Linked DNA regions of Homo sapiens: region 2 is linked to region 1. The links are chromatin contacts, found by Hi-C in ENCODE. All regions are on one chromosome and are shown on one strand. Each heading gives the region's core, a stretch centred on a gene start or an enhancer-like site at or near the end of the contact. The rest is flanking DNA. Distances are from core to core; before and after follow the strand shown.

Region 1 (7,063 bases), core at 339-2,838:
AAGATTGGAAGTAAAAATTAACCCACACTGAATTCCATGAATCATCAATACATGGATGCTCATAGAGTTTACTGAGAGTAATTCTGTCTCAAAGGCATTGCTTCTGAAACTAAAGATGAGAAATATATCAGTAATATTTATGGTACCAGAGCACACTATTTTCTAGGTAGATATTTTGAACCTTTACTTCTATTTTTGTTTTCACATTATCCCCTTTTCACTAAATTAGGACGGTTCTACTCATATTCATAGCCTGCTTTCACTGAAATTAGAGGCAGAGAAACAAGGACATATTGTTAAAAATGAATAAATTAGAGCCGAATTAAGCCATCCAGCTCAACAACAGCAAAGGGAATATAGCAGTTGGTTAGAACAAACAATTTTCTTAAATAGGAAATGTACTTTAAAGCCATCCTGCTGTGATCCTGTTAATTACCAAAGATTAGAACTCTTCTGGTTCATGGGATCCTTTCACCTAGTGTGTGGCAGTTCCAGCTGCATTAGCAATCAGACATTTGCACTGTCCCTTCAGACCAGCGAGGGGATGTTATTAAAGGGAAGTCATTTACCCCAGTCCGTAAGATGTAGCCTGGCAGAAATTCAATAACTGTTTGTGATATGCTCATTCTGCTACTCTGCTTAGTGGTTTAGCTCTTAACATACAACAGCATTTGCCTTAATTTGCATCCACTGGATGAGACAAAATAAAAATGCCCCATTTGGTGGGTTGATTTCAAAACAGAGAATAATGTGTGATCTGCTTTTCACTACAAATAATGTGAAGAAAAAGGAAAATTGCACCCCATCACCCGTGACTCTCCTCTCCTCTCTGTCTCCTCTCTGTCTTCTCTCTTCCCCATCTCCTTCTCTCTCCCTCTCCTCCTCTCTTCTCCCCCACTGTTCCCTTCTCTTCTGTCTCCCTCCTTTTTCTCCTCCCCCCAACACTGCTTTTTCTCTCCCACTCACATCCTCTAATGGGCATTCAAGCTAGTAAAATGCATGTTGGAGAATCTCACAAACACAGCTAGGCACACACAGAGCCAGCTGGGTTTTGCATGTGAATTTCTTCTCAAAAGTGCAATAAAAGAAAAATGCTCTTAGAATTCAGACAAGAAGAAGACATCAAAGGAGGATTTAGGTGTAAAAACATGATCATCGAAGAGACAAGAAATAGAACGTATTTTAAAATATATGTGTATTTTAAACTTACCTTGAAAAGCAGTTTCAGTGCTAGCCCACCTCCGATGTCCTTGCGTGCTGGATTCCTCAGTTCCTTGGTTGAGATAATCACATGGTTGTGTTCTTGCCCGGTATAAATAGGTGCATTTGTGTGTCTGTGTAACAAAGTGTACAAAATATATACTATAGATATGCACACATGCACGCAATCTTATCTCTCTATTTTAAAATATAAAGGAAGGCAGGAGGCTGCAGCCGGGATTCCTTCTTTTTCCTGGAACTCTTTTTCTCAGTCGGCAGGCTGAGGCTCTCAATCCAGTGAAGAGAGATCCTGTGAGCTGGCTTTATTTTTCCTTGTTTCCATGGTGGTTAGTGGTGCATCGTTCACCCGATCAGTTGTCACACTGACATGGTGCTGCCTGCTCAGCGGTCATTAATAACTGAACACCCTCCACTCCCCAGAGAGGAGCCAATCGCTTCAGACAGCCAAGATGTAGCACTCGCAGCTGCTCCAGTCTGGTTGGCTGAAACAAACTGTCTGTTCTATGACACTGCTGCTTAGGATACAAATAAATGAAACAGGCTTGCATGTTTTCCTAGGTATCATTTTCCTTCTTTTTTTTCCTTTCTGAGGGAATGTTGGGAATTTTTGACAAGTTTTCTCAATTTTAGGTTATCAGTCATTCAGAGAAATATGTTTTCAGTCTGCAAATAGAGAGGACACACTACTGATAAGGATTTCCTAAATATTAAAAACACCTGGTAGAGACTCAAACCTCCAACTCCGTCTCTGAAGTTCAGCAATGACTGCATTATTTAAGAAGAGAAGCTTGCAACTGTTTTGAGTGGCATTTGGTTCTCTATAGATCCTACTTAATTTAGCATATGTGCTTGGTGTTCAATAACACTTTTTTTTTTTTTTTTTTAGCAATGACATTTCTTGTCTGGATTGACCAGATTTTTAAAATAAAGCATATATTTGCCTCTCTGTAATTCACAACATTGGCATTTGAGGGGGTACTTTTTAAAAATATGTATTTCTAATTATACTCACTGACTTCTCTTTATATGATGTAATAAATCTAGGAGCTACATATGAATGGGTACATGTGTAGGTGTGTTTGTGTATCTGTGAGTGTGTGTGTGTATTTAGGATGTATTTTTTACCACTCTGGGGAAATATTTCGATTGTAATAAGTTAAATTATTTAAAAGACTATCTTTATTCTTAGGCCTATTAACTCTGAAAGGATATTTCCCAGGAAAATATACTATATAAGCCATACATGTAAAACATTTTTATTAATTACCAGAAATTTGGAAAACACAGAAACACATAGCAGTGCATATTTCTGAAAGAACATACATGAAAAATCAAAAAGCAGTTTTAAAAATGCATGTTTTACAACCTTAATTAGTATACTAGAGAAACATCTTGTTGAGGAGAATGGAACATGAGGATTAATATATCAACAGGTCAAAAGCAGGCTAGTCATGACTCCAACCCCAGTTTTGAGAGACTACCCTCTAGTGGAGTAAAGAGAAATGGCACTTATTAGATTTACTTAGGAAAAAAAAAACAAAACCTTCACATCTAATTGCTCCTTAAGTGCTTATTGACATGACATAGAACAATAGTTTGCAGTTATTATAATAATAATAATACCAGGAAAAATTTTAAACAGTAGGCTTGTCTTTAAATACTGAATATTTTCACTCTGTAGTTTTCTAGAAACAGTTCCCAAATGTTTTTTTCTATAAGAATTTATTCAAATGAATCAAAATAAGTTCAAGATAAAAGTAGCATCTCATTTAACCTAATACTTATTTCAGAATATTATTGTAAGGTTTTATTATTTACTGGATACTCTAGTATTTACTCAGAAAGCACTGAGTCAGTTCTGTATGTTAGGGATCATGGTTGAGTGTTGGGATGTTGTGTTAGAGTATATTTACATATAATTTAATGTACTTTTAATAATAGTAATAATCATCCTTCTTACCCCTTAATTTTAATCTAGCAAATCTTAGTTTCTTTAATATTCCAAATTATTTCAGTATCTGCAGGATTTATTTCCACATATGGAAGAATAATCTTAAAATTGTGATAATTATTTGTAAAAAGAGAATTTTTATTTATGCCATGGTATCTTAAGTGATTAATTTTCATTGATTGGTATTGACTGTATAATTGACAAGTCCAGTAATCAAACCAATTATAATGCACTCCCATAATGAAGGTAAGTTGTGATAGTCAGATACATGATTAAACTCCTCTCTTGGTTTTTAAATGAAACTGCAGTCATACCTAATATCTTAAATTTCAGTCTGTTTCAGAAATCAAGAAAAAATCTTTTCAGTTTTGATTCAGTTAGAATTGTTAAAGGTAGCCATTTATATGTTATCTTACATTATTTCATAGGAAGTTGTTTTAACTAAATGATCACTCTTTTGAAAGTGGGAGATCAGAGTGCTCTTCCTGCAATTGTCCTTTTAATGTAGGTACATGATAAATTTAAAATATTTTATACTCATTTTTATAAATTTAATATCATGGAGCACTAGAAATGAGATTTTAATGTGAAAGAGAAAATGACTCTGGCTTTGGATGAAAAGGATGGCGATTCTGTTCTTTGACTGGAATTTCTATCTTGTTCCAAGAGCATCAGCAGCTTTATGGAATCAGTGTGTGTTTTGGGTGTTTTTTCACTTATCAGGGCGTTCAGTCCTTAACTGTAAATATGAAATGTGGCTCTCTCCAAAGATACATGAAAAAATTATTTTGGTATCACATCTATATAATGAAGTACCATATGAAGACGTTACATTGTAATACAGTAAGGATTTTAGGGTTTTTGAATTAATACAATTGTGAGTGATCATCAAATGAGAACCATGGAATCTTAGCACACAGTTGGCACATTAAAGCCAGGATAGAGCCCCTCAGGTATTCCAGGTTTTTTCCACCATATTACCCTATCATCTACTGGATGATTGACAGGTCTCTGCTAATTCTTCTTTTCCTTCTTCTCCTTCTTTTCTTCCTTCTTCTTACTCTCCCTCCTTCTCTCCCTTCATTTTTTTTTAAGTTTCTTCCTTTAGAAGGCACTAAAGCTTCAGAGAAATTTCACATTGTAAACCACAGTATTACATGGTTGTACATGTTACCTACATTGTAGGAAATGTCTACAGGGTTTCCTAGATGAATACTGAGTTTTAATGGAAATGTATTGAAATGGTTTTAAAATGTAAATGAATAATTACAACCCTTAAATTATACTGAAAGAGTTTTGCCTTCATCATCAAATAAGAAAATATTGGGTACAGTAGATATTCACTGACTTAGTGGTTGGGATTTTTAACTTGTTTATTGCTATTTCATCAAATCCTGGGCTTTATTCGCCTGTGTGCTTTTCTTAGAAAAGTAGCCTGGACAGTCGGTAGAATGTGGGTTTTAGAGCCACAATGTCTGGGTTTGAATCCTTACCTTGCCACTTCCTAGAGACTCTGAGCATCATGTTAAGTATCATCTCTGTTAAGTATCATCGTGCATCTTGGTTTAAAAGTATTATCTCTGCATGTCATTTTTCTCCTAGAATTGTTATGAACATTAAAACAGTTAATATGTATACCGGGTTTAGAAAAGTGCTGAAATATAGTAGTCTTGAACAAATGTTTGACATTATTACTGGCATTATTATGGTAGTGGTCATTGTTATCATGGTCATTGTTTTCCTCCTTTAACAAGATATAATCTCTCATTTGACCCACAATAGCACTCTTTATCGCTCTTATTACTTACCATTTTTTTGGTATTATAATTGTTTCTGTAATTTTACCTGTTTCCCCTTTTAGCATATAAGATTCTCCTAGAGGGAGTATATGTCTTGTTAAGTTTTTAAGCTCCACAATGCATATAAAATGGATAAAATAACATCTGTCGAGCACTAACATATATTTGTATATTTTATATATATTAACTTCAAAAATATTCTATTCAAATTGGGATTGATATATAAATTATACCTATTCCAGTTGAATTATAGCTATTCTAGTGTTTCGTTGTTTTTTTTTTTTTTTCTTTTTTTAAGATGGAGTCTTGCTCTGTTGCCCAAGCTGGAGTGCAGTGGCACGATCTCGGCTCACTGCAACCAACACCTTCCGGGTTCAAGTGATTCTCCTGCCTCAGCCTCCCTGGTAGCTGGGACTATAGGCGCGTGCCACCATGCCCTGCAAATTTTTTGTATTTTTAGTAGACATGGGGTTTCACCATGTTATCCATGATGGTCTCGATCTCCTGACCTCGTGATCAGCCCGCCACAGCCTCCCAAAGTGCTGAGATTACAGGCGTGAGCCACCGCGCCCGGCAAAGATAGATATTTTTACCTTCAATTGGCAGTGTAGAAACATTGGCTGAAAGAAGCTAGCTTACTTGCCCAATGTCCCAAAACTATTAAATAATGAGGCTAAAATTTGAACTCAGTTCTGTCTGCTTACAGAGCCAAAGCTCTTTCTACTGCACAAGGTACTCAATATTCACTTGTAAAATAAATGAATGCTTGATGGATGGCTGAGCCAACCAATGCAATATAGTCAGCAACAAGGGATGCCAAAAATAAAATACTATTTTTAAAAAGGAATTAGTTTTATGCACAAGACAGTGGTTGCTTTTATACAGTAGTGGTTGTTCAGGTTTGATGACGGAATTTTTATTGCTGTCATGATTTGAGAAGTAGAGCTCTGAAGAAATGCAGTGCCTAGTGGAAAAAATGAGTCGATATGCTCAGAAAGCTAAATACATATGAATGAGTCACTGATGGTGAGGGGCTGACATTGTGCTAGGAAGGTCTTCAATGACTTTGTCCTTTGTGGTCTAATTCTAATAACAGATTAGTTCTCAATTCAGTTAGAAACATGATGTAAGGTGAGTAGTAGTACTACTGACTGTTTGTTAGAATGTTGAACTAAAGCAAGTTGGGTCAGAGTTCTCATTTTCTTTTTCAAAGGAGTTTTGGAAAGTAGAATTGGAGAAAAACAGAGGTTCTTATTTACCTATAGGTTTTGTTTTAATTTTAATTTTTTTTTCTTTATTTTTGAGACAGTTTTTGCTCTGTTGCCCAGGCTGGCGTGCAATGGCATGATCATAGTTCACTGCAATAACCTCGAAATCCTGGGCTCAAATGTTCCTCCTACCTCAGCTTCCAGAGTAGCTAGGACCACAGGCACAAGCCACCATATCCTGCTGATTTTTCTTTTTCTTTTTTTTTTTTCTTTTTTTTTTCTTTGAGTAGAGATGGGGTCTCTCTATGCTGCCCAGCCTGCTCTCAAGCGAACCTTCCACCTCGGCCTTCCAAATGGCTGGGATTACAGACATGAGCCACAGTACCAGTCCACGTCTTTTTTTTAAATACTTTTATTTTAAGTTCAGGGGTATATGTGCAGGTTTGTTACAAAGGTAAACATGGGGCATGGGGCGGGGTTTTGTGCATGTTATTTCATCACTCACATATTAACCCTAGTAGCCATTAGTTGTTTTTTCTGATCCTCCCCCTCCTCCCACTCTTAACCCTCCAGGAGGCACCAGTGGCTGTTGATTTTTCATCACTTAGCCCCCACTTATAAGTGAGAACATGTGGTATTTGGTTTTCTGTTCCTGCATTAGTTTGCTAAGGATGGTAGCCTCCAGCTGCATCCATGTCCCTGCAACAGACATGATCTTGTTCTTTTTTAATGGCTGCATAGTATTCCTTGGTGTTTATGTACCACATTTTCTTTATCCAGTCTATCACTGATGGGCATTTAGGTTGGTTTCATATCTTTGCTGTTGTGAATAGTGCTGCAGTGAACATACATGTGCATGTGTCTTTATAAAAAGCGGTCAAAGG
Region 2 (6,783 bases), core at 1,360-3,859, 1.8 Mb before region 1:
TTGAACCTAGGAGGCGGAGGTTGCAGTGAGCCGAGAATGCGCCACTGCACTCCAGCCTGGGCAACAAGAGTGAAACTCCATCTCAAAATAAAATAAAATAAAATAAAATAAAATAAAATAAAATAAATCTTATTTTTATTTTTAAAATAAAATCTTTATTTTATAATAAAAAATTTAAAATTTTTTAAATGAAAATTTTAAATAAAACATTTTTTAAATAAAAAATTTAAAGAAAATAAAAAGATTTCATTTTCTTTAAAATAAAATCTGGCTGTCCAATTGTTATTTCTTCGGTTGCTTTTCAAGAAAGTGTGAAGTCAAAAAGTAATTTTAAAAGGTAGGACTCTTCAATCTGCTTGAACAACAACAACTAGATAGTCTTAAATAAGTTCCTTTTATTTATTCTTACGTTGGTATTTTAAGTTAAATATTATACCAATAAGAATAGCTAGTTACGAAACAGCAGGAAATTCCACATATTTATTTAAAAAATAGACATGTTTTTAAAATCTCATTAATGACTTTGTAAATTGTAATACCTACCTTTGGTAAGGGTGCAATGAAATAAACACCCATAGGTACTAGTGGACATGGCATAAACTGCTACTATCTTTCAGAAAAGGCAATTTCATAATATACATCAAAACCCTAACATGTTTGACCCTTTGCTTCAGAAATTGAACTTTTAGGAATTTAGCCTGATGGAATGTATAATTAAAGAAATGGACAAATACTTGTGTGCAAATGTGTTTGTCATGACATTATCTGTAATACAAAAAAGCTGGAAAAAACATAAATCTACAATAACTGGGAATTGGTTAATGAAATAGTAGGCTATTCATACAATAGATTGCCACATAGGCATCAAGAAATATCCTATTTGAAATTAGTATATACAAACAAAGAAAAAATGTTAAGTTGTTATCTCTCAGTCCAGATGTCTTATTTTCTTTACTCTTTTCTGTATTTTCCAAATTTCCTTCAGTGAACATCTTCAGTTAAGAGGCCTTAAAAGTTCATTTGCTAGTATTATGCTGAAAAGTTCTTTTTTAAAAAATAAAACTACAGTTCAGCACAAGTGAAATTTAATGCTCTTTTTACTATCATTGTATCTTTCGAATATCTGCACCATTATTTGCCTTCCATATGTATTAAAATATGGAAAGAGCCAAAAGAGACATGTAATTCAAGCTCCCCTTTCTTCCCAAATGAAATTCCCCCAAATAAGACCACCATATTTTCAATTTATTAGGCACTTCCGCTTAACTTCTCTTCATAATTATAAGGAGTTCTTTTGAAGTTTATATGTCCTTGTCTTTGTGTTTGATCTGTCTCTTCACTGTGCTGTAGGGACACATCTTCCGCCTTTAAATTCCATCAATCTCCCTTCACCTCCCGCTTCTCCTGTGTCCTAGACAGTGTGTATAATTCTTTGCTCTTCAGCGTATTCAATATAAAGAAGGTAGCATATAAAACAGTTACATAATGCAAGCTTTATTCGTAGTTAGAAAATCATTATCAAAATGTTACCATTGCAATCATTTCCATAGACTGTCACGTAACCAACACCTGCAATGGGGAAGTGGTACACAATCCAACACAACTCATTAGGGGCTCTCAGTCTATTCAATCTCTGACACTCCAGCAGCCTCAGTACCACTTCAGGAGCCAATGCAGTCTACCTCTCTCCAGAGAGCAGTGTTCCACCTTTCTGGGACAGAAGTCAACAATCGCGTTCCCCAAGAGATGGAAAAGAAGTGGAGGAGGGTGAACAGGTTACCAAACCCACTTAGATACACTCCGCATAGACTAACTCTCCAAATTAAAGGACAGGAGGTCACCTGAGCTGACCATAAAAGCTCAGAGTGCTGATGCGAATAAGATCAGGGAAGGCTGCTTATTAACACCGTGGTCACTACAAAAGTTCTTGAGGGCATCTGCTGTGAGTTTTCCATCGTTCCTTATTGTCCTCCTGCATCTCCTGTTGCTTTTCTTGGCCCTCTCCTTTTCGCATTTTCTATGTCCTTTGCCCAGCAGTAGTACTGCAGGCATAAACCATTGTCGACCTGAGAATTAAATTAGCATTTGGTAGCCAGACCTCTCCTTGAGCCTTAGAATGCTTGTGTGCTTGAGGTCCCTGAAGTGTAACGTCATCTCAAAGCGCAAGTAACTAAAGGGAACCTACATGTGACAAGGTGCAGCGGAGGTTCAAGCAGAGCACCCTGGCCGCATCGCAACAGATTATAAAGTGTAGGGGATGAAAATGATGGAAGACATCAGAAAGCCGAGCTGTAAAAAAGCCCAAACTAAGCAAACTGAGACGCGCAAGCGCGTTGCTCACAGCTCGTCTCCCGAGGCCGAGCCACAGCGCCTGCGCACAGAATCCGGGGAGGGTGGGGAAGAGATGAGCACCCAGGCCTGGAGCTCCCACTGCCTCAGCCTCCCTATCCCCGCAAGCTCCGCCTCCTCCAGCTGCTCGCCTTCCCAAACAACCGGGTTCGCCGCCGGCGCTTTCTGCCCATTGGCCCTTAGCCTTTTCCGTTTCCGCCCAGCCCTCAAAATCCACCAATCAGTTTGCACTTTTGGGTGAGGGTCCACCTCCAAGGCTGTCGCTCCGGTTCCTCTGCCTCCTCTGGCTGCTGCCTCCGCAGCTCCCTCCTCCTACCCCACCTCCTCCATCTGGGGAGCGTCTGCGGGGGCCTGAGGGGCGGCGGCGGCGGCGGCGGCTGCGATATGGAGCCAGGGGCCGGCGGCCGAAATACTGCTCGTGCGCAGAGGGCCGGGTCCCCGAACACTCCGCCGCCCCGGGAGCAGGAGCGGAAACTGGAGCAGGAGAAGCTCTCCGGTGTGGTGAAGAGCGTCCACCGGCGGCTCCGCAAGAAGTACCGAGAAGGTAAACAGCGCGCTGAGTGAGGGAGGAAGGGGAGGCCTCATCACCCCCAACCGCTTGTCACCTCTTCCCTCCTCCAAAGAGGCCACCATTAAAATGTAAAGGATCTGCACGTCCCCCCAGCCGCTGCTGCTCTCCCGGGCCTGGTCTGAGCCCCCTAGTCGGCATCAGACGCGCTCCTCCCCGCCCCCTTTTCTTTGAGGGCCCTTCGGGAGAGTTCTAGGCCTGTAAAGGAATTGAGTCCCCACCCCCTCCAAGCCCCTGTCCCCAGCCGGGGTGCTGAGGTTGTTGTCTCGGCACACACAAACACATACACGCTCACAGAGGAGGTGGGGGTCGCTTTTTGCAAGAGACGCCGAGGTAAAACAAGACAGGTAAAATCCATTTGTAAAAGACGAAAAGAAACCTGAGTTGTCCCTCCTTTACGCTTGACCTACCGGCTGTACCATTTGCTTCCTTATCAGACCCCCTTCCTAGTACTTCATTCCTACAACCATGCCGAGCCTTCCTCGCATTGGCTTCCAGGGCTGGGAAGCCAGCAGGCCTTTTAGCTGACTGGACTTCACATTGTTAAAAGGGGGCGGGCTACACTCGTGGCCCCCACTCCCATTTCTTAAATACTTGGTCTTAACTGTTTATTTAGGCGATGAGGAAGAGATCTGGGCAGGTTCTGAAAATACCGTTTGTATTGGAAGCCTCCTAAAGACACCTGCCGATAAAGCCCACCCTCGGCTTCCATGGATGGGGTTCCGGTGAGAACCCCCTCTGTGGAAGCTCATAGGGGAAGAAGCCTTAGTGGCTTTTGCCTGTGCCTGAAGAGTGTTTATAGTTGGAGTCTACAGTTATCCTTGATATCTTTAAATATAGGCTTTTGTACACAGCTGTTTTATAAGATTTTGACAGTGAAAATTCTGTTTTCATAGGCTTGGGAGAGAGACTTCTCCTGAGTATCGAAATGAGGAAAGCTTTCCACTGGTTCTCATTTTAGCTTAATTGCAAACTGAAAAGTCAGCAGCCTTCTGGTGTTAGTCCTATACTTAGTTAATAATTTAGGATTAGAAGGAAAATTATGGCAGTGAAGGAATACAGACAGGTAAGATCATGTTACTGTTGATTTATACACACGTTTCAACTACTCTAGAAAGTTAAAACTAAGTATCCTTTGTTCTTTTGAATGTAGTTGATATGTTTCATTTTTCAAACTTTAAAGGTTTCTTTCCTTAGCAAATCAAGCTTAGCTTTTAATAGAGGCTGTTTAATCATCCCCAAATGGGGCTTGTAGTTATTGTTTAACAGATAGCAATAGAAAGAGTCTTATCAGACCTACTTAGGATGGTAAAATATGTTTTTTGAAAGAATGCTACCCAAACCCACAATTTAGTCAATAAAATGAGTAGTTACCATAGCAACAACTGCATCATTCTTGATATTCAAAGAATGCTCTTACATAATGGAATTCACTGTAGATTTTATGTTATTTGGAGAGATTAGGAAATAAATGGACACATTTTCCTGCAATTTATCCTGCTATTTTGTACAAATTTAAGTGCATCTTTCTAAAGAGAAAAATGACTAGCATAGAATTCCATTTCTATTTTTACCTTTTAATAATTTCATTATTCATTTATTCATAAATGAATAGGTTCCACTCAAATTAACACACTAATGTGGCATCTCTTCAAGTGCTGTTTATATGTGCTTAGTTCCCACATGTTTAACCATGTTTTAAGCCTGAGTATTAACCACAGGAACTCTTGTTTATGAGAATCGGAAGTTACCAGATCTAGAATAGATACATGGAGTTCATAAGTGAATGATCTAGTATGCTTCTGGGGAGTTAAAGTCCTGGCAGTTTAAACATTTGAATGAGACTATTCTTTAGGCGCTTTAATACCCTGAATTTCACCGGTGATCTAGACTTCTCTAGGCTTTGCTTGAATGATATACAAAGCCCCATCAGTGAATTAGCAGAATAAGTGATCCTAATGAGCATGCTCCTTCTACCTTTATTTCTGACATATAGGCTAAATATTAGTAGTAAAAAAGTCATCTGTGAAAAACTCTGTGCACATAATAATACTAAGGAAATAATTTTTAGTGTTTTACTTTGAGGACTTAGTATTGTGCTGATGGTCCCCAGTCTGTAAACATATTTTACAAGTTCATTTGCAAGTCAGCTGTTATTGTAATCTGAAGATTGCTTAAGTGCTAGATCAGTCTGCAAAGGCCCATTGAATCAATAACATACCTGAACTATAGCACCAATAACTATGGAAACTGTACCCCTTTTATCACAATTCTTCTACCAGCAAATGCAGTGAAAATTCCAGCTTAGGATCTTGGAGTTTTAGACTAGAAGGAACCTCTTAGCATTTAGCAGTGATTCCCAAACATGGCTGATCAGCAGATTCAACTGGGTGCCTCTTAGACAATTCCTGTATTCTACCTCAGATCTATAGTTTAAGATCCCTATTATTAGGAACTGGAAATTGTCAGCCAGATATTAGAGTGGTGATCTAATAGCTTCTTCATTTTACAGATAAGTGAGCGGAGTCCTAAAAATATTAAAATAACTTTCTTGATGCTTTGGTAGTTCATTATTAATACTATACATATTTTATGGGAATAATATAGGTTCCCCACCCCCAACTCCAAACCTAATATTAGTGACTCCAAATGTTAGAATAGGAGGGAAAATGAGAAGCAGGAAGTGGCCCTAGAATTTCCATTAGGTGAAAAGTTATAAATTGATGGGAATGGATGATCCATAGGATAGGTATGATTAGCTGAGTTGGGGCTATACAAGGTGAGGGTTTTTTGGGGAGAGATGGCAGGGAAGGAAATAAGTTAGGGTAGAATAAGGAGGCAAAACAGCCATTGAATATTAAGGACAGGATAGATAGTGACTGGGAGGTTGGAGAACAGAGCCTTCTTTTCCCTTATCTCTATTAGTGGAATTGAAAATAAAACAGGAAAAACAATGAAAATAAGTTGTGTTGTTCTTTTTTGCTGTGATAAGAAAAGATTTTTTTCCACTCTTCTCCAACCATTTGCCCAACTGATGCTAGTTGATGGTGATGAACAGGCTTGGGGTGGGGAAGGGTGAACAGGGTTGTAAAGAGTAGCAGGTAGGCTTAATGCACTCTTTTCGTTTACCACTTTTTCCTTCCCCAGTTTATGGCCTGCCTTGTTTCACCACTTAAGAGATGCTGTGCCAATTTGTCTAAAGGTAAAGTGAGAACTGGAGATAAAGGTGTGTTCCAGGCAGCACTCGTATCTGAAGCAGTTACTAAAAAGAAATGGTAGGGAGATGCCTAGCAGTGGTGATGCGAAGGGGTATTTCTGGTGTCTGCCATTGATAGTTAAGAGACAGTCTTTTAAAGTGAGGTTATATTCATAAGATATTCATAAGATAGGTTTTTCACTATCTAGTGAATAGATCCATATTTATAAATGGAAATATGCTTGCACATATAGGTGTTTTCTGTCTTTGCATACATAATTTTTAAAATTTGACCTCCATGTAAACCAAAAATATTTTAAATGTATAAGAGTTATAGACAGCTTTTTAATTAAAAAAACTAGTTTCGCTTTTCAAACAGGGACTTCATTATTTAATTAGATGAGCCTGACAAATATGTATCAAATCAAGAACTGAAGTAGAGCCATGTGTGTTTTTGGTTGTCTTTGTATGATTTTTTTTTTCCATAATCGTATTCACATGAACCCATTCCTGTAATGATTGCTTTTATGCCTGGCATTTCTCTTTCTAAACTTAAAGCGTTTATGTAAAAATTCCAAGAAAATGTAAAAGGCTGCAGTTGTCAGGAGTAAAAGTACACTTTTCATTCCATTTCGTTTTTATTTTTTTAACCTATCTTATGAATATCTTT

Evidence for each region. Hi-C counts contacts between places; a loop is a spot of excess contacts on that map. Pooled maps may share reads with other maps.
Region 2: a pooled map shows a loop between it and region 1 (2.6-fold over the local background). The contact joins the promoter of SAMTOR here to the promoter of LRRN3 in region 1. A Hi-C loop is called at or near these places in 4 of 50 pooled maps.

The regions. Positions count from the first base shown.
Region 1 is chr7:111,085,652-111,092,714 of GRCh38, reverse strand. LRRN3 (leucine rich repeat neuronal 3) reads right to left here and starts at 1,588. Exons shown (of 3, transcript NM_001099658.2): 1 at 1,211-1,588. All of the region lies in intron 3 of IMMP2L (inner mitochondrial membrane peptidase subunit 2), which reads left to right.
Region 2 is chr7:112,935,701-112,942,483 of GRCh38, reverse strand. It overlaps SAMTOR (S-adenosylmethionine sensor upstream of mTORC1), which reads left to right and starts at 2,609. Exons shown (of 5, transcript NM_152556.3): 1 at 2,609-2,893. The coding sequence starts at 2,734. RefSeq lists enhancers at 2,141-2,480, 2,135-2,651 and a silencer at 2,681-2,780.